Regions from separate parts of the Homo sapiens genome. Here region 1 is linked to region 2. A link is a loop called in an ENCODE intact Hi-C map of the cell type or tissue named here. Cell type or tissue: GM12878. All regions are shown on one strand. Links, peaks and the distances in the headings refer to the core of each region. The heading gives the core; the rest is flanking DNA. Region 1 overlaps SLC9A7 (solute carrier family 9 member A7). Region 2 has its middle 38 kb from the start of SLC9A7.

Region 1 (10,599 bases), core at 2,498-6,497, 140 kb after region 2:
AGAACATCTTTATTTCTGCCTTCATTTCGTTATGTACCCAGTAGTCATTCAGGAGCAGGTTGTTCAGTTTCCATGTAGTTGAGCGGTTTTGAGTGAGATTCTTAATCCTGAGTTCTAGTTTGATTGCACTGTGGTCTGAGAGATAGTTTGTTATAATTTCTGTTATTTTACATTTGCTGAGGAGAGCTTTACTTCCAAGTATGTGGTCAATTTTGGAATAGGTGTGGTGTGGTGCTGAAAAAAATGTATATTCTGTTGATTTGGGGTGGAGAGTTCTGTAGATGTCTATTAGGTCCGCTTGGTGCAGAGCTGAGTTCAATTCCTGGGTATCCTTGTTGACTTTCTGTCTCATTGATCTGTCTAATGTTGACAATGGGGTGTTAAGTCTCCCATTATTAATGTGTGGGAGTCTAAGTCTCTTTGTAGGTCACTCAGGACTTGCTTTATGAATCTGGGTGCTTCTGTATTGGGTGCATATATATTTAGGATAGTTAGCTGTTCTTGTTGAATTGATCCCTTTACCATTATGTAATGGCCTTCTTTGTCTCTTTTGATCTTTGTTGGTTTAAAGTCTGTTTTATCAGAGACTAGGATTGCAACCCCTGCCTTTTTTTGTTTTCCATTTGCTTGGTAGATCTTCCTCCATCCTTTTATTTTGAGCCTATGTGTGTCTCTGCACGTGAGTTGGGTTTCCTGAATACAGCACACTGATGGGTCTTGACTCTTTATCCAATTTGCCAGTCTGTGTCTTCTAATTGGAGCATTTAGTCCATTTACATTTAAAGTTAATATTGTTATGTGTGAATTTGATCCTGTCATTATGATGTTAGCTGGTTATTTTGCTCATTAGTTGATGCAGTTTCTTCCTAGTCTCGATGGTCTTTACATTTTGGCATGATTTTGCAGTGGCTGGTACCGGTTGTTCCTTTCTATGTTTAGTGTTTCCTTCAGGAGCTCTTTTAGGGCAGGCCTGATGGTGACAAAATCTCTCAGCATTTGCTTGTCTATAAAGTATTTTATTTCCCCTTCACTTATGAAGCTTAGTTTGGCTGGATATGAAATTCTGGGTTGAAAATTCTTTTCTTTAAGAATGTTGAATATTGGCCCCCACTCTCTTCTGGCTTGTAGAGTTTCTGCCGAGAGATCCGCTGTTAGTCTGATGGGCTTCCCTTTGAGGGTAACCCGACCTTTCTCTCTGGCTGCCCTTAACATTTTTTCCTTCATTTCAACTTTGGTGAATCTGACAATTATGTGTCTTGGAGTTGCTCTTCTCGAGGAGTATCTTTGTGGCGTTCTCTGTATTTCCTGAATCTGAATGTTGGCCTGCCTTGCTAGATTGGGGAAGTTCTCCTGGATAATATCCTGCAGAGTGTTTTCCAACTTGGTTCCATTCTCCCTGTCACTTTCAGGTACACCAATCAGATGTAGATTTGGTCTTTTCACATAATCCCATATTTCTTGGAGGCTTTGCTCATTTCTTTTTATTCTTTTTTCTCTAAACTTCCTTTCTCGCTTCATTTCATTCATTTCATCTTCCATCACTGATACCCTTTCTTCCAGTTGATCGCATCAGCTCCTGAGGCTTCTGCATTCTTCACGTAGTTCTCAAGCCTTGGTTTTCAGCTCCATCAGTTCCTTTAAGCACTTCTCTGTATTGGTTATTCTAGTTATACATTCTTCTAAATTTTTTTCAAAGTTTTCAACTTCTTTGCCTTTGGTTTGAATGTCCTCCCGTAGCTCAGAGTAATTTGATCGTCTGAAGCCTTCTTCTCTCAGCTCATCAAAGTCATTCTCTGTCCAGCTTTGTTCCATTGCTGGTGAGGAGCTGCGTTCCTTTGGAGGAGGAGAGGCGCTCTGCTTTTTAGAGTTTCCAGTTTTTCTGCTCTGTTTTTTCCCCATCTTTGTGGTTTTATCTACTTTTGGTCTTTGATGATGGTGATGTACAGATGGGTTTTTGGTGTGGATGTCCTTTCTGTTTGTTAGTTTTCCTTCTAACAGACAGGACCCTCAGCTGCAGGTCTGTTGGAGTAACCGGCCGTGTGAGGTGTCAGTCTGCCCCTGCTGGGGGGTGCCTCCCAGTTAGGCTGCTCGGGGGTCAGGGGTCAGGGACCCACTTGAGGAGGCAGTCTGCCCGTTCTCAGATCTCCAGCTGCGTGCTGGGAGAACCACTGCTCTCTTCAAAGCTGTCAGACAGGGACATTTAAGTCTGCGGAGGTTACTGCTGTCTTTTTGTTTGTCTGTGCCCTGCCCGCAGAGGTGGAGCCTACAGAGGCAGGCAGGCCTCCTTGAGCTGTGGTGGGCTCCACCCAGTTCGAGCTTCCCGGCTGCTTTGTTTACCTAAACAAGCCTGGGCAATGGCGGGCGCCCCTCCCCCAGCCTCGCTGCCGCCTTGCAGTTTGATCTCAGACTGCTGTGCTAGCAATCAGCGAGACTCCATGGGTGTACGTCCCTCCAAGCCATGTGCGGGATATAATCTCCTGGTGCGCTGTTTTTTAAGCCCATCGGAAAAGCGCAGTATTCGGGTGGGAGTGACCCGATTTTCCAGGTGCCGTCTGTCACCCCTTTCTTTGACTAGGAAAGGGAACTCCCTGACCCCTTGCGCTTCCCAAGTGAGGCAGTGCCTCGCCCTGCTTCGGCTCGCACATGGTGCGCGCACCCACTGACCTGCACCCAATGTCTGGCACTCCCTAGTGAGATGAACCCGGTACCTCAGATGGAAATGCAGAAATCACCCGTCTTCTGCGTTGCTCACGCTGGGAGCTGTAGACCGGAGCTGTTCCTATACGGCCATCTTGGCTCTTCCCCCAATCATGATAAAAATAATTAATGAGATTTTATACATTCAATCTTTGTTCCAAGCCTTTGAAATATGGTATGTGTGCTGGGCGTGGTGGCTCACACCTGTAATCCCAGCACTTTGGAAGGCCAGGGTGGGCAGATCACCTGAGGTCAGGAGTTTGAGACCAGCTTGGCCAACATCGTGAAACCCTGTCTCTACTAAAAATACAAAAATTAGCCAGGTGTGGTGGTGTGCACCTGTAATCCCTGCTAATCGGGAGGCTGAGGCAGGAGAATCACTTGAACCTGGGAGGTGGAGATTGCAGTGAGCCGAGGCCGTGCCATTGCACTCCAGCTTGGGTGACAGAGCGAAATGCCGTCTCAAAAAAAAAAAAAAAAAAAAGAAAGAAAGAAAGAAAGAAAAAAAGAAATACAGTGTGTGTGTTGCTCTTACAACACATCTCAATTTGGACTAGCCACATTGTAAGTGTTCAGCTACCACATTGGATAGCGCAGATTTAAATTGCTTTCTTCACAAGGGCCCTTTTGATGCCTTGGAGACGTATATTGCTCAGTGAGATCTGTCATGAGATGCTTCTATGCTGGCCGTGTGTTGAATGGCACTGTTACAAGAAGGATCTCTGGTCCCGAAAGGTGACACCAGCACCTGGTAGCTGTCTCAAGAATTATGCATTTCTTTCTTTCCTGTGCCTTCCTTAGGCACCTGTTGTGGACTCAGGTGGCCTCGGTGGTGCACAGGGGTCAGGGTCTCACAGGCCTTGTCTTCACAGCCCTGCTGGAACCAACCCAACAAGCCAGCCTGACGTCATGACCATGCCTCTCAGAACCATGGCCATTCAAGGAGCACAGAAAACTAGTTGCCAGTTTCTCTAGAATTCTGAATTTTTAAAAGAACAGCCTTATTGAGATATAATTTATATACCATACAAGTCACCCATTTAAATTTAATGGCTTTTGGTATATTACATGATAATTTTTTTTTTTGACGGAGTCTCACTCTGTCACCCAGGCTGGAGTGCAGTGGTGCAATCTTGGCTCACTGCAACCTCTGCCTGCCGGGTTCAATTGATTCTCAACCTCCTGAATAGCTGGGATTACAGATGCGTGTGACCACACCCGGCTAATTTTTGTATTTTTAGTAGAGACAGGGTTTCAGTATGTTGGCCAAACTAGTTTTGAACTCCTGACCTCAGGTGATCCACCTGCCTCGGGTCCCAAAGTGCTAGGATTACAGGCATGAGTCACCACACCTGGCCTACATGATTAATTTTTTAAAATTGTGGTAAAATATAGCCAACGAGATTTGTCATTTAACCATCTTTACGTGCACAATTCCGCATTCACAATGTCATGTAGCCATCTCCCTGTCTACTTTCAGAATTTTTTCATCATCCGAAACAGAAGCTCTGTACCCATTAAACAATGTCTCCCTGTTTCTTCCTCTCTCCAGCCCCTACAAAACTTGTGTTCCACTGGAAAGCTTAATTTGTATTACTTAAGAAATCTCCAGCAGCTTTAGAGCCTCCAAAAAAAAAAAAAGGTTGAAGGGAAAGGCTAGCCCTTTGGGGAGGGGTCCTGGGCTAGTGGAGTATGGTTCTTGGTGGCCCTGATACATGTACCTGGAGACAGGGTCCTTGACAGAATGCCAACGTGACTAAGTTTACCAAACTGCACTGCTTCCCCCTGCTGGAGACGGCGCTGTTCTTCCTCATGTCCTGGAGCACGTTTCTCTTGGCAGAAGCCTGCGGATTTACAGGTAGGTTTTTTCTACTCTTGGACCACCCTTCCCCTCACTGTAGTGGGGTCTGTGGGAACTTGAAGGAAGGGAAGAATTCTTAGATAACAGCTGCACAGAGTTTAACTGTTCAGCAAGTGTCCGTATGGAGGATTGCTGAGCAAGGCTATTGTTCTGTCTTAAATGGATTATTTACTTTCCAAAAAGCTAGACTTTTTTTAATTTTATTTTTTTAGAGACAGGGTCTTGCTGTGTCACCCAGGCTGGAGTGCAGCAGCACAATCATAGCTCACTGTAACCTCGAACTCCTAGGCTCAAGGGATCTTCCCCCTTCACCCTCCCAAGTAGCTAAGACTACAGGCACGTACCACACCCAGCTAACTTCTTTATTCTTTGTAGAGATGGACAACATTTGCTATGTTGTCCAGGCTGGTCTCAAACTCCTGACCTTAAGTGAACCTCCTACCTCAGCCTCTCAAAGCACTGGGATTACAGGCATGAGCCACCATGCCCAGCCTGAAAAAGTAGATTTTAATGATAAAGTTTATCATTCCAAAGTCAATTACATTTTTGAGTACTCATTCTAACTGTAAGTAGATGTTAAGGTGCAAAGAATCTATTAAAATTTTATTTGTATATTTCCCTTGATTGCTATGTTATTTTGCAAACAGTAGCAATAACAAGCAAAATATGTGTCCTTTAAAGGGTGATTTTGCCTCTGCTCAGATGAGTGTGAACACGGTTTTTCATTGTTTTGTTTCTGGGCTATTTAATCATTGCTTTTCAATATCACATTTTTATGGTGTCAGTTTCATATAGTATTAGTGAGGTGAAACATGTGGTTTTACTTCCTCACATTCTTTCATTTTAAAAAAACATTGAATTTTTCCATTAGAAAATTCAAGTACAGTTCTGTACATAATCCAGGTACTTAGGATGTACTTTTGTCACCCTTTCAAAATACTGTAGCAAATCTTTATATGCAGCATTACAAAATGCCCCACTTCCTTAAAATTTAACAGTTATCTGTAAATGTGTAGGCAAAGTCCCAGGTGTGTCATTTGTCTCGCACAACAAAATGGTTACCATTAACCAGAAATATAGAAGATCGGGGCTTGGATAAATGGAATAGTACTCTTGATCTATTTTGTCTAAAGCCCTAGACTGTGAAAAAATCTAGGCCAGGCACAGTGCGCATGCCTATATAATCCCAGCACTTTGGGGCCAAGGCAGGTGGATCCCTTGAGCTCAGGAGTTCAAGACCAGCCTGGGCAAGATGGAGAAACCCCATCTCTACAAAAAAATACAAAAATTAGCTGGGTGTGGTGGTGTGCATCTGTAGTCCCAGCTATTCAGGAGGCTGAGGTGGGAGGATCACTTGAGCCTTGGAGATAGAGGCTGCAGTGAGCCGAGATCATGCCACTGCCGTCCACTGAGGGATATATAATATATAATCCACTTTGTCTCAAAAAATATATATGTATATAAAGCATTAGTTTGAAATTCAGTTCATTCATTCTAAAAACAGTGAGGAATATGGCAAAAATTTGGATGGGCCCTCACAGTCTCTTTGAAGGAATGAATGCTATATGCCAACTACAGATGGTAGTTGGAGGAGTTTAGAGGAGGCAGGAGATACCCTTAAAACTGGAACAAGGAGGGGATGTTGAGGTACTTGGCTTTGAAGGAAGGCAGGGTTGGGAGACACAAAGGTTGAGAGGTGAGGGGTTGTAGGAGTGTTCAGTAGTAATAGGAAACTTTTTTTTCTTTTTTTTCTTTTTCTTTTTTTTTTTTTTTCTTTTGAGAAAAGGTTGCCTTCTGTCGCCCAGACTGGAGTGCAGAGGCGTGATCATGGCTCACTGCAGCCTCGACCTCCCAGGCTCAAGCGATCCTCTCACCTCAGCCTCCCTAGTAGCTGGGCCACAGGCCCACGCCACCACATCCGGCTAATTTTTTGTATTTTTGGTAGAGATGGGGTTTTACCATGTTTCCCAGGCTGGTCTCAAACTCCTGGGTTCAAGCGATCTGCTTGCCTTGGCCTCCTGCAGTGCTGGGATTACAGGTGTGAGCCACTGCGCCCGACCCAGCAATAGGAAAGTTTCAAAAATATTCAGGAAGTTGGATATGCTAGGCTTGCCTACCTTAACTTTTTGTTCTAGCAGGGTTTTTTTTTTCCCCTGCCTCTTTTTTTTCCATTGATTTTTTTTGGGGGGATGTTTTAACAGGTGTTGTAGCTGTCCTTTTCTGTGGAATCACACAAGCTCATTACACCTACAACAATCTGTCGGTGGAATCAAGAAGTCGAACCAAGCAGGTGAGAGAGAGGCTTGGTACTCACGAGTTGCTTGTTAACACAGGGAAGGGGGAACTGCAGGGTTACAGCTTCCTTTTCCCTTCTCTGTGCAGCTCTTTGAGGTGTTACATTTCCTGGCAGAGAACTTCATCTTCTCCTACATGGGCCTGGCACTGTTTACCTTCCAGAAGCACGTTTTCAGCCCCATTTTCATCATCGGAGCTTTTGTATCCTTTTCTTGTTCCACCATTTTCTACATGCAGAGACGACCACTGTTGGAGAAGCTATAGTAATAATAGTCATAATAATAATATAAAATAACAATAATATAATAATATAAACCATCATAAAATAATAATTACTATTTCTGTTTTGGGTAGGTGACTAACTCCATGCTAGTTCACAGGGTTTTTATGATGAAAAAAAGAAGGCTTAAGTGGCATTTCATAACACTAAATGTATTTGATTTAAAGGACTGCATGTATTCCAAGATCATCCTTTCTGCCTTTTCTATGTAAGATGGCCTTTCTGTTAAACTGGTGCTCGGCAGGTGATTGTTTTGTAAAGTGCTCTTCTTGGTGAATCTAAAAGTCAGCAACCATGTCAGTCTCCAGTGTTATTTTTGACAATTCATTGCTGTATGAATTCCAATCCAGGAGGTTCCCTGATTTGGATGACCCAAAGGTTCTGTTCCTCTTGCTCATGACTACGTCTGCAGTATGGGCAGCCCTTCCTCACACTGCCCAGGGTTGCCTGCAGGCAGTGACCCTACTTTTTCTCAAGCTTCCCTGCTGCTGCAGATCATGGTGGGAAAGACTCTTTCTCCCCGCCCCCACCAAAAAAAAAAGGAGAAGGAAAAAGAAAAATGAAGGGAAGAAAAGATAAAATAGAAAAATATTTGGTTCCTTGGTCTGGGCCCATTGTAAATGCAGTTTCTGGAATATAGACATAGTTTGGGGGATTGGCTTCTCATGTGCCTACCAGTGGATGGACAGCTGAGGGTTTTGCTCACTTGGCCTCAGATACTATGTTTTTATTAAAGTGAACTTTTCTGGGGCTTGATTTCAAGATACTGAGCGCAGTCCCCTATTGCTGGACATTCACATTTGCCTTTTCTGAGGCCTCATGATTATCCTTAGATTTTGGAATGCTGGCAAAAAAGCAGTGTTTTTCTCTTCTGGGCTTAATTTATTGTGCAGGAATGACTGACACTCACCAAGCTGCTGGACAGTGACAGTGGCCTAATGCAATGCTGGAATCCTTCTAGCGTGAGAGCCTCCTACGCTTAAACCAGTGGCTCATTTCTTGGATTTCCATGCTTACCAGACTAATAGCTAAAAATCTGCAAGATCAGTGTTTTTATTCTTTTTTGAGAAAGACCTTGCATGTTGTTTTGATTTGTATTCCTAGCATGACACCCTGTGAGAGATAGTGAGAGCACAGCCCTGTTTACAGATGAGGGCCTGGCAGAGGCCAAGCCGGGTCCTCTGCAGATCCTAACTGCTGCTTACCACTTAAGGACTTTTGTTTCTCTTCTGGGATGGAATGTACTTTATAAGCATTACCTGGTTCTTTCTGCTTAAAACAAAACAAAGAAAACGGAAGAAAAACAGGCAGTGCTTTACCCTGCAGGAGACAGAGAAGATAGTTCCGCCCTGGCTTCTGTCTGAAACAGCTGCAGCTCCTGCAGCTGGTGTTTTGCCAAAACGGAAGCTCCCTGTTCCTCTGGCTCCCACAGGGGTTCCCTTCTCTGACCAGGGGAGTGTGTAGCTCTCTCAGTTGGGCACTATTCTAAGCTCAGCAAGTAACAAAGGACCAGTTTCCCTGCATTCTTTGGTTTCCACAGCAGAGTTCCTTTTTCCATACTCCTTTTCCATTTCTTACATCTCCAAAAAACATTTTAGCTACTTAGGTAGAGAAATATCTCCCTGGGTTCATTCCTATGAGTGATCTGAATGTCTTTTAGTGTGGTGAATATTTTAAGTTTCCCCACCTCTTATTTGCAGGCTCTTCCTGACCATTAAAGTCTCTGATGTTTACTTGCAAATGAAGCCTGCAAGCGCTTATCCAGCAAACTTTTTCTTTATAGTTTGACTGCAGGATTAGCAATTGTTTTCTTCTAGTGCCTTTTCTTTTAGTAGAGCCCAACACACACTGTTTGCTTCTCTCAACTGCTCTCTCCTGCTGTGGTACTTTAGCTTATTTCTGGACTCCTTTTTAGATAGATTTAGATAGATGGATAGATAGATAGATAGATAGATAGATATCAGTTGAATTAAATCAAGAAGTTACAATATTGTGTTTAACAAGCTAGAAATGATCTCTATGAATCAGGAGGTGGGAAAGCTTGGCCAAATTAGTCCCATTTTGTTGCTGAGAAACTTGTCTAGGGGGGAACTAGACAGTCAAGCTTCTTTGGGCAGCTCTCTGGACTATAACGAGGTGTCACAGCATTCCTAAAATTCTCTGCTCAGCCGGAGGTTGTGTGGAATGCCATTCTGGAAACTGTTGGTCCCTTAACCTTCTACCTTGTGGTCAGGTTGCCATCTTCCTGGGCAGAGCCGCGCACATCTACCCGCTCTCCTTCTTCCTCAACTTGGGCAGAAGGCATAAGATTGGCTGGAATTTTCAACACATGATGATGTTTTCAGGTAAAAAGGCGTAAGTGTAAAGAAAATGAGTTTTATTCAGCAGGTAACAAGAATATGATTAAAATGTAATTGATAAGGTTCATAAAAAGACAAGCATTCAAGTTTCTGGTCCGTTTGTATCCCCTGCAGTGAGAAATAGACAGATGTACATGTTCAGTTGAGTTAGTGTTGATTTTGCAAACCGTACTACCAAATGTGAACATTCTCCCCTAAAATATTTGCATTTCTATTTCATCACTACCACTCAACGGACCTGGAGATATGGTGTTTAAAGTGCTTGATTGTTTTCTAGAAGATCTTCATAACCCTTAAGCTTCCTGAAGGGCACCAGCTCTAGAATTAGAAGGAAAAGAGCTCCTGATGAGAAAGACCACTGGCCAAGTCACTCAACACCTCCCAGCCGCAGTATCCTCCCTTGTAAAATAATGAAATTGAACTAATTAGCTGAGGTCCCCCAGCTCTAACTTTCTGTGGAGCAAAAGAAATAAAATACACTCATGTAAGCAAGAGGGACCCAACACTAGAATTTAATAACTGTGATCATCCTGCTTAATTGACACTGTCTCCCACATGCCCCCCTTTTCCCTGTAAAGCTGAGAAGTCTGGAGAAGCCACTGAGGGGACAAAGGACAATAAAGAAAGCTGTGGAAGTAGAGTAAGGAGAGAGCAACTGGCATGAGTGGATGATGCAGTGAGGGTGGTAAGCGTCAGCTTTATAGAAATGGACCCAAGTTAGAGCATTTCTGCAGAACAGAGGGAGGAGAAGTTAGTTGCAAAAGGCTACTGTGACCCTTAAAGGCACCTCTGTCCTTTAAGACAGAGAATGAGTTGCAGCCACCTTTACTGCCATGCAGTGGTCGTACTGAAATCAAACCAACAGGCACTGCTCAGTAAAGCAGTCATTTTATCTCATGCTAGCTTGCCTCTGAACTTAGATACAGGTACAGTCTTCTAAGATGATTTCCTTTTACTCTGACAAACATTTATTGAGCATCCTCTTTTCATAAGCCACAGCTCTAGGTTGTGGAGCATGCAAAGACCAGCCTCCTTCATGGAGCTCACAGTCCGCTGCGGGGAGGCAGGTACACAAAGAGTTAATTTTCTTCCAAGAGAGGTTGGTG
Region 2 (10,599 bases), core at 4,110-8,109:
ACAAAGAACGGCTAAAATTTTAAAAATTTAAATTATAATAAATAGAATGAGAAATTTCCCTAACCTTGGTAGATGACTTTATATATTATGTAATGTCAAATGGACTATAAACTTCAAATGTTCTAATTCAAATTCGATTAAAATTATAGTCAAAACCAGAAGCCACAACTAAACAAACTGATCTTGAAATGCATATGGAAAAGGTAGCCAGAGAAATCTGAAAAAACAGAAGAGCAATGATAGAGGAACCAGAATGATCAGATATTAAGACATATTATAAAGCCTTAAGAGTGTAACTAGGGCCAGGCACAGTGACTCATGCCTGTAATCCCAGAACTTTGGGAGGCTGAGACTGGAGGATTAAGTGAGCCATGATTGTGCTACTGCACTCCAGCTTAGGAGACAAGGTGAAACCCTGTCTCAAAAAAAAAAGAGAGTGAACTTCAATATAAAGAGATAGACCGAGGGAATAGAAGAGGAAACCCAGGAATGGAAATTGATACATAATAATTGAATCAGTAGGAAAAAAATGGACTCAGTGGAGTACCAAGCTAGGAAGAGGGACAGTGCGATGGCTCACCCTAAGTATAGAAGCATAGGGGTTCACCATTATGAAGAATTTGCAAACAATAATAAGGATGGATAAATCAGTCTTATTTTTATCATCATCAGGCATCAGTGATTCTGAAGAATGTCAATGATAAAATTCTCCTCCTACTCCAGCTGCTGAATGGACTGCTCCTACCCCCACCCCCACCTTCTTTGGAATGCTACTGAATGGAATATTTAATATAGTATGTTGGGACAAGTGGATAGCAACAAAGAAATAAATGAAAATGATTCAAATAGAGATTAAAGGCTTTATATAGCCAATGGGCATCTGGGAGCACCTCAAAAGTAGGTAACTTCCTGAGCCAAAGCAGAATTGGAGTTGTCATCAGTAGGGAGAAGAGAGGAGTAAATGACTTTGGTCTTGTCCCAGATGCAGTTTCTTTATCTGTAACCATTGCAAAACTTGCAGTTAGAATGAATGGAACAGGTTTGGTTTTTCAGCTCTTTCTTGGGATGGTTGGTGTAAGGTGCAATTTCACGTTGACAGCTGTGTGTATGCGTGTGTGTGTGTGTGTGTGTGTGTGTGTGAAAGAGAGAGAGAGACAAAGAGAGTGAGAAAGACAGAGATAGACATAGAGACAAAGAGGTGACGAGTTAAGAAAGGGGGGCAGGGAAAGAGAGAGTGGAAGTGAGGGAGTGAGTGAGGGAGGGAAAGGGGGAGAGAGAAAGAGAGAAAATTTACAATCAAACCAAGGAATAAATGTTCTCTACTTGACACCTCTTAGGCCAGTTTGGGTCATTGGTCATTACCTCTGGAGTCATAACAGTTCCCAGAGAGAAATGCTGGATTAATTGTTGTAAGCCTGGGATTTGGCTTCTCAGGTAGGGGCAATAGGATTACCATGACTAGCCTAGACTTCTCAGGACCTGCCCCTCAAGGTGAGCTGGTATCACCTTCACTAAATTATAAAGGCTGAACAAATGGAGGGAGAGATACTTAAATAAAATTGGGGTTTCTTCAACAAGCAGGATAAAGGATGGATGCTGGGTAGGTAACCAACAATGTCACCACATATACACTTATTCCAAAGTGAAGTGCACATGTAGAAATTTTATTTATTTATTTATTGAGATGGATTTTCTCTCTTGTTGCCCAGGCTGGAGTGCAATGGTGCAATCTCAGCTCACTGCAACCTCCGCCTCCTGGGTTCAAGCAATTATCCTGCCTCAGCCTCCCGAGTAGCTGGGATTACAGGCGTCTGCCACCACTCCTGGCTAATTTTTGTATTTTTAGTAGAGATGGGGTTTCTCCATGTCAGTCAGGCTGGTCTCGAGCTCCTGACCTCGGGTGATCCACCCGCCTTGGCCTCCAAAAGTGCTGAGATTACAGGCGTGAGCGACCGTGCCCAGCCAGAAATTTTATTATAGTGAACTTTTAAAGTACCTATAAAGGTATAGGTACTATACCTATACTATACTATACCTATAAAGGTATAGGTACTATAAAGTTTTGTAAGTAAACATGGGGGCCACAGAAGGCAAAACAGTACAGTGTTTGAGCATGAGCTGTGAGGTCAGATTACAGTGGCTTGAATCCCAGGAACTTGTGACCACAGCCAAGTTAAGATTCCTGAACTTCACTTTCCTCCTATGTAAAATGGGGATAATGGCTGGGAGCAGTGCAAAGGACATGAACAAGCAATTCCCAGTCATGGAAATGCAAAAGAGCTACTAAATATTTAAAATAATTTAGGCTGGGCATGATGGCTCATGCCTGGCACTTTGGGAGGCAGAGACAGAGGATGCTTGAGCTCAGGAATGCAAGACCAGTCTGGGCAACATAGCAAGACCCCATCTCTACAAAAGAATTTAAAAATTAGCTGGACATGGTGGCGTGTGCCTGTGGTCCCAGGTACTTGGGAGACTGAGATGCGAGGATCACTTGAGCCTGGGAAGTCGAGGCTGCAGTGAGCTCTGATTGCACTCCAGCCTGGGCAACAGAGTGAGACCCTGTCTCAAAAGTAAAATAAAATAAGGATGGTGCTGCTGATGATAGTATGGTGCTTTCATAGAATTGTTGTGAGGATTAAAAGAAACAATGTATGCTAAATCAGAGTAGTTAGTAAGTGCTCAAAATCACTATTAAATAATTGACCAAAGATTAAAATGTTTTGTAATACTGAATTTGATTAACAATTGCTCTTATTTTATTAGGATTTGACAGAATTTCTTGAGATGTTTTACACGACTCAGCCTATTAGCATCTGTTTTCCCCCTGGTAGGATTGACATGTGTTAACATACCCATCGCTAGATTCCTATGGCAAGAACAAGAAGTTCACCTGACGAAGCATGGGCTGATCTACCTGGCCCCTCCACCTGAAAGAACCAAATCTATGATGACATTTATTTTATTTTATTTTATTTTATTTTATTTTATTTTATTTTATTTATTTTGAGACGGAGTTTTGCTCTTGTTGCCCAGGTGGGAGTGCAATGGCATGATCTTGGCTCACCACAACCTCCAACTCTGGGGTTCAAGTGATTCTCCTGCCTCAGCTTCCCGAATAGGTGTGACTACAGGCATGTGCCACTACACCTGGCTAATTTTCTGTATTTTTAGTAGAGATGGGGTTTCTCCATGTTGGTCAGGCTGGTCTCGAACTCCCAACCTCCGGCGATCCACCTGCCTCAGCCTCCCAAATTGCTGGGATTACAGGCATGAGCCACTGTGCCTGGCCTTATTTATTTCTTTTTGAGACAGAGTCTCACTCTGTTACCCAGAATAGAGTGCAGTGGTGCGATCTTGGCTCACTGCAGCCTCTGCCTCCTGGGTTCAAGCAATTCTCGAGGCCCAGCCTCCTGAGTAGCTGGGATTACAGGTGTGCACCACCACACCAGCCAATTTTTTTGTTGTTGTATTTTTAATAAAGATGGAGTTTCACCATGTTGGCCAGGCTGGTCTCAAACTCCTGACCTCAAATAATCTGCATGCTTTGGCCTCCCAAAGTGCTGGGATTACAGGCATGAGACATCATGCTGGCTTATGATGACATTTTCAAGGTAGCATTTATTAAAGACCTTCTCCCTTTCCCACCTTTCAAGGCAATGTCTGTAAGTTGACTCCTCGCTCATAATTTTGATGTGATTCAGAGTCTCTGTAAAGCTCTAAGGCTTCAGGCAATAGAAGTTTTATGTAATTTTTTTTTCTTTTTTTTTTTTTTTGAGACAGAGTCTCACTCTGTCACCCAGGCTGGAGTGCAGTGGCATGAACACAGCTCACTGCTGCCTCAAACTCCTGGACTCAGGGTCTCCTCTCACCTTGGCCTCCCAAAGAGCTTGGACTACAGGCACACACCACCACACCCAGCTAACTTTGTTATTTTTGGTAGAGACGGGGGTCTCGCTATGTTGCCCAGGCTGGTCTCAAACTCTTGGCCTCAAGGGATCCTTCCTCCTTGGCCTCCCAAAGAGCTGGGATTACAGGCATGAGCCACTGCACCCAGCCTCTTTTCCCAACTCTTACACTGCCCTTAAAAATAATACACTGCCATGGCCCAGCACAGTGGCTCACACCTGTAATCCCAGCACTTTGGGAGGCTGAGGCCGGTGGATTGCCTGAGCTCAGGAGTTCGAGACCAGCCTGGATAACATGGTGAAACCCCATCTCTACTAAAATACAAAAAAATTAGCTGGGTGTGGCAGCGTGCGCCTGTAGTCCCAGCTACTCAGGAGGCTGAGACAGGATAATTGCTTGAACCCAGGAGGCAGAGGTTGCAATGAGCTGAGATCACCCCACTGCACTCCAGCCTGGGCAACAGAGCAAGACTCCGTGTCAAATAATGATAATAATGATAATAATAATAATAATAATAATACAGCGCCCTGTAAAAAATATTTTCAGGCCAGATGTGGTGGCTCACACCTGTAATCTCAGCACTTTGGAAGGCCAAGGCAAGAGAATCTCTTGAGGCCAGGAGTTCAAGACCAACCTGGGCAACAAAGCAAGACTCCCTATCTCTGTACTTTTTTTTTTTTTTTTTGAGACAGAGGCTCATTCTCTTATCCAGGCTGCAGTGCAGTGGTGCAATCTCGGCTCACTGCGGCCTCCGCCTCCCGAGTTCAAGTGATTCTCTTGCCTCAGCCTCCCAAGTAGCTGGGATTACAGGCACACACCACCACGCCTGGCTAATTTTTGTATTTTTAGTAGAGACAGGGTTTTGCCATGTTGGCCAGGCTGGTCTTGAACTCCTTACTTCAGGTGATCTGCCCACCTTGGCCACCCAAAGTGCCGGGATTACAGGTGTGAGCCACCGAGCTTGGCCAAAATTTTTTTTAAAAGATAAAATAAATTAAAAAATATATATTTCCAGTGCCACTGACCTCCCCTGTTATAACGAGAGGTCATGACAGGATGGATGTCTCTTATGTACATGTGCTGGAAACAAGTTCAATGTGAAGTGAGAAGACAAAGCAGGAACCTGGGGTGGAGGGAAGGTGAAAGAAACAATAATAAATAAAGATGTAGTCAGAAATTCTTAATTTTAATGCCTTACCCTCCAATGCCCAGGCTTGGACTCTTATGCGTTTTCAGTTTTGCCCATTCACAAATTAGTTTCATCTATAAACACAAAATTGACTCTTCATTCTTAGCTCTCCTTATTTCAAAAGGGCCAAAGAATCTGTAAAGTAATTCTTGTTGTATTTCCACAGATTTTGTTTTTATGTCTGTATTAAAGTTTAAAATAACAACAATAAACAATCTTGTCTGGGGCCGGGCACAGTGGCTCACGCTTGTAATCCCAACACTTTGGGAGGCCAAGGCAGGTGGATCACTTGAGGTCAGGAGTTCAAGACCAGCCTAGCCAACATGGTGAAACCCCCTCTCTACCAAAAAATACAAAAACTTAGCCGAGCATGGTAGCGTGTGCCTGTAGTCCCAGCTACTCAGGAGGCTGAGGTGGGAGAATCGCTTGAGCCCGGGAGGTGGAGGTTGCAGTGAACTGAGATCGCACCAGTGCACTCCAGCCTGGGTGACAGAGTGAGACCCTGTCTCACACACACACACAAAAATCTTGTCTGGTTTTGAAGTGTTTTCAAAAGATTTTCGAAATATTTTACCAGTTTCAAAGAAAACTTGGTATTTAGCATTTTATGTATTATCCACAATTCAACTTATTTGAATGTAATATAATTGCTGTCAGGGAGCTAATGAGAACTGATATACATTTGACTCTTTTGTCCTTTTGCAAATTGCAGTGCCCAAATACAGAGATGTTTCTTTAGGTTTGGGCAAGTCTGGTGAGACCATCTGTGACCTGCACACAGATTTGCTAAAGGACTTTTCTTTAAAAAATAGAACAAGGTGAAAATACTGTAAAGAAAAAAAATTTAGGTAGATGAAATTCTTATCCCATGATGGATGATAGGATGGGAAAGACTAACTCCCTTCATACAGGTCTCATGAATAGGAAACAATACCCATAGCGGCATCGATGGATACAGCCAGCAGGTGGCAGCAGGGGGCCGTGCCAGAAGAATTTACTAACTTGGAAAGGCCCTAGCTAAACTGCAACATGGGCCTTTGGGCTTAGGAGACAGCATCTGTGAGTGGTTGGAAGAGGGTATGATGTGTTTCCCAGCAGAAAAAGAAACGTGAAAGGGTCTTCCAGAAGCCCAGGATTAGCATCTGGTGTCTAAAATGAAGGACCCAGGCCGGGCGCGGCAGCTCATGCCTGTATCCCTGCACTTTGGGAAGCCGAGGCAGGTGGATAGCTTGAGCCCAGGAGTTCGAGACCAGCCTGAGCAAACTGGTGAAACCTCGTCTCTACTAAAAACACAAAAATTAGCCAGGCGTGGTGACGGGCGCCTGTAATCCCAGCTACTCGGGAGGCTGAGGCAGGAGAATCACTTGAACCCAGGAGGCAGAGGTTGCAGTGAGCCGAGATCGCACCACTGCACTCCAGCCTGGGTGACAGAGCGATACTCTGTCTTTAAAATAAAATAAAATAAAAGACCCAGAGTTGGGGTTGGTTGGCAGGGAACAGGGATGGATGCAAAAGAAAGGAGGGGTGGCATAGGAGTGAAACCATCCTCAAGGCAAGGAGGAAGGCATAGGAGAAAGAAGGGAGGAGGGTCAGCCTCTGACAAACAAATGGCAGTGCAGAGTAGGAAGCAGGGTAGAAAGGGTGGGGATCATTTATTTTTGTGTGAACTGGGAGTGGCACTAATTTTAAAAAGCTCTGAGGATAAGTGGAAGCAACTGAAATGTCCATGGATGAATAAATGGATAAGCAAAATGTGGTATATACATAGAATGGAATACTATTCAGCCTTAAAAAGGAAGGGGCCGGGCGCAGTAGCTCATGCCTGTAATCCCAGCACTTTGGGAGGCCAAGGCGGGCGGATCACCTGAGGTCAGGAGTTCAAGACCAGCTTGGCCAACATGGCAAAACCTCGTCTCTACTAAAAATACAAAAATTAGCCGAGCATGGTGCCGGGTGCCTGTAATCCCAACTACTAGGGAGACTGAGGTGGGAGAATCGCTTGAACCCAGGAGGTAGAGGTTACAGTGACCCGAGATTGCGCCATTGCACTCCGGCCTGGGTGACAAGAACAAAACTCTGTCTCAAAAAAAAAAAAAAAAAAAGAAAAGAAAAGAAAAGAAAGAAAGAAAGAAAGAGAAAAAGGAAGGCAATTCGACACATGTTGCAACATGGATGAACCTTCAGGACATTGTGACAAGTGAAATAAGCCAGTCACAAAAAAAGATAAATAGTGTATGATCCCACTTATATGATGTACCTAGAGTAGTCAAATTCATAGAGACAGAAAGTAGAAGGTGGTTACCAAGAGCTGAGGGGAAGGGAAAATGGAGAGTTGGTGTTTAATGGATAATGGATATACAGTTTTAGTTGTTTTTTGTTTTCGTTTTTTTTTTGAGATGGAGTCTTGCTCTTGTTGCCCAGGCTGGAGTACAGTGGCGTGATCTCGGCTCACTGCAACCTCCACCTCCTGGGTTCAAGTGATTCTCCTATCTCAGCCTCCCGAGTAGCTGGGATTGCAGGCGCCCGCCACCACACCCAGCTAATTTTTGTATTTTTAGTAGAGACAGGGTTTTGCCACATTGGCCAGGCTGGTCTTGAACTCCTGACCTCAAGTGATCCACCTGCCTCAGCCTCCCAAAGTGCTGGAATTACAGGCATGTGCCACCGCACCTGGCCTTACAATTTTCGTTTTGCAGGATGAAAATGTTCTGGAGATTGGATGCACAACAATGTGAATATATTTATCGATACTGAACTATATCCTTATAAAGAAATGATTAGGATAGTACATGTTGGTAGGGGTGGTGGCTCAGGCCTTTAATCACAACACTTTGGGAGGCTGAGGCAGAAGGGTCACTTGAGCCCAGGAAGTCAAGACCACCCTGGACAACATAGTGAGGCGAGGTGTCTCACACCTGTAATTGCAGCACTTTGGGAGGCCGAGGTAGGTGGATCACAAGGTCAGGAGTTCGAGACCAGACAGGCCAACATAGTGAAACCCTGTTTCTACTAAAAATACAAAAATTAGCTGGGCGTGGTGGCGGGCACCTGTAGTCCCAGCTACTTGGGAGGCTGAGGCAGGAGAATCGCTTGAATCCGGGAAGCAGAGGGTTGCAATGAGCCGAGATTGCACCACTGTACTCCAGCCTGGGTGACAGAGCAAGACTCAGTCTCAAATAGAGATAATAATCATATTTTTTTTTAATTAGCCAGGCATGGTAGTGCGTGCCTGTGGTCCCAGCTACTCAGGAGGCTGAGGCAGGAGGATACCTTGAGCCCAGGAGATCAAGACTACTGTGAGTCATGATCGTGTCACTGCACTGCTGCACCTGGGTGACAGGGTGAGACCTTGTCTCAAAAAAAAAAAAAAGTACATTTTATGTTAAGTGTGTTTTACCACAAAAAAAAAAACAAAAAACTCTCCAGCCCAGCCTGACCAACATGGTGAAACCCCGTCTCTACTAAAAGTACAAAAATTAGCCAGGCGTGGTGGCGCGTGCTTGTAATCCCAGCTACTCAGGAGGCTGAGGCAGGAGAATCACTTGAACCAGGGAGGCGGAGGCTGCAGTGAGCCGAGATTGCACCACTGCACTCCAGCCTGGGTGACAGATCGAGACTCTGTCTCAAAAAAAAAAAAAAAAAGAAGAAGAATTAGATTCCATTCCAGGCAATGTGGTAGAACAGGACGCAACATCAAATTAGTATAAATAATAATAATACCTCACATTTAAATGGCACTTTACAATTTACACAGTTCTATTGTGAAATACCTTACCTTGTTAAGTTCTCCTAGCAACTAGGATGGAGTGGGGTGGGTCTCTGTGTTCAAAGTGCATAGGCTATAGGAAGGGTGATTAGGAAAGTGGAGGATGAGTGGGCTAACAAGGCATAGAGAGACAAATGCTAGAATTGATGAGTGAATACAGAAGAAATGGAATAGAAAGATGCAAAACAACCAGCTCATGATCTACCTGATTCCTCTGTTTTTCCTTGGATGTGATAGGGGGTAACCATACTCTTGTGTATTCAAATGTTTCCTACTGTTTCTAGGCCCCGTTTTTCATAAGCTCTGTTCCAAGAAGCAGTACTGCTTCCTAGTCAAAGGTGCCCCAGTGTTCAAAGTTTGGCCCTACCCCTTCCTGATTACATGATCTTGCGCAGGTTACTATCTCTCGGCTTTAGTTCTCTATGTGATAATAATAGTTCCTGCCACCTCTAAGCCTTCAATACATATTTTCTCCATTTCATTTTCTCAGCCCTGTAACCTCAGGATCAAATGCTGCCTACTGACTGAAGTGACAAAGAATACCTTTTTGAGGTTTTTCTTCTTTCAACTTGTCCTACCATAGTATTATCGGGAAGATCCCCCAATATCATCCCCCAATATCATTAAGTAGGAAGAGAAATTGTTTGCAATATATAGGTTTCATGTTAAGTAAAAATTGTTGACGTCAAGGGTTTAGAAGAAAACAGTTTGACTGGAGTCAAAAGTCACTTTTCTTCTAAGTCACTTTTCAGAGGTGAGATGGAAACCTTGAGGTATGTTTCTGGCAAGTGATCTCCAACAATTTCTCTAAAGTATCTGATTAGAATAAGTAGGGAGACATTATAGGTAATAAGGTAGATATTTTCCTTAATCCAACCCCTAGAATTTAAACCATATTGAGCACCAGGAAAATTTCGCTCTGCAATTTCCCGAGGCATTTTACTTGTTACATTGGGTACATTATGACCTGTTGAAGATGGTGGTTTTCAGTTCCTTCCATTTAATGAGTCTTTACATTCTAATTAAAACCGAAAGTGGAATTCCTCACTTCTTCTGTTTGTTAATGATATAAATTATCTTAGCTGCTATGAAAATAAAAGGACTTCCTTCATTTGGATTGCTCAAACACTGATATTCACGCTCACTTGGAGGTATCTGGAAACATTATCTAAATGAGATTATTTTATCCAGAGAGAAAATTCTTAGCTTTAAAAGCTATTTAACTAAGATGGCTTGATATATTTTATGACTAACGCAACTGGGCCAACCTGTATCTTATGTTTAGTCAATGCAAAATGAAACAAAAATCCAGTGCCAACCAGATTAAATTGCAAAACATGCACACAGTATTTTGGATCAGGAACTAAACTTGTGTGGTTAATGACTAATTTCCTACATCCTCTGAGGCATCTACATGCTTGGATTTTTTTAGAATGGCTGGGCTTCATTTGTCACAAACTTGCCTCTTGAAGCAAAGCACACAGTAGACCTCCAAAAACTAGGCTTTAAATCTAGAAATTCTACTTTTTAATTCTTCCAAAGGAAGAATTTCTTTGAGTCATTTCCAGGTCCCTGCAGAGCCAAAAGACACACAGAACATATTCTATAAGCGTGCACAGGCTGTCCAGAGCATTTATCATTGCTCATAGTAAGCTTTGTATCCTGCGTGTTCTGGCTACCTAATTGCTTGGTAATAAATTACCCCAAAACTTCGAGGCTTACAATAACCACCTTA

The links. Peaks named below come from ENCODE experiments on the same cell type or tissue, not always from the same donor. Only the 100,000 strongest peaks of a DNase experiment are listed, where the experiment ranks them.
Region 1: a loop joins it to region 2, with 8 times the contacts of the local background. A loop is called at or near these places in 9 of 110 quality-filtered maps.

The regions. Positions count from the first base shown.
Region 1 is chrX:46,647,565-46,658,163 of GRCh38, reverse strand. It overlaps SLC9A7 (solute carrier family 9 member A7), which reads left to right. Exons shown (of 17, transcript NM_001257291.2): 8 at 4,450-4,555; 9 at 6,760-6,848; 10 at 6,941-7,054; 11 at 9,367-9,478. Among named protein-coding and RNA genes, the nearest start is that of CHST7, 79 kb to the right of the region's middle. In GM12878, for the core only: a CTCF peak has its summit at 4,486 (motif pointing left); no DNase peak of the experiment used is centred there; H3K27ac peaks cover 1,894 bases.
Region 2 is chrX:46,792,252-46,802,850 of GRCh38, reverse strand. No RefSeq gene overlaps it. Among named protein-coding and RNA genes, the nearest start is that of SLC9A7, 38 kb to the right of the region's middle. RefSeq lists enhancers at 5,968-6,017, 6,108-6,157. In GM12878, for the core only: a CTCF peak has its summit at 6,067 (motif pointing right); a DNase peak (open chromatin) is centred at 6,091.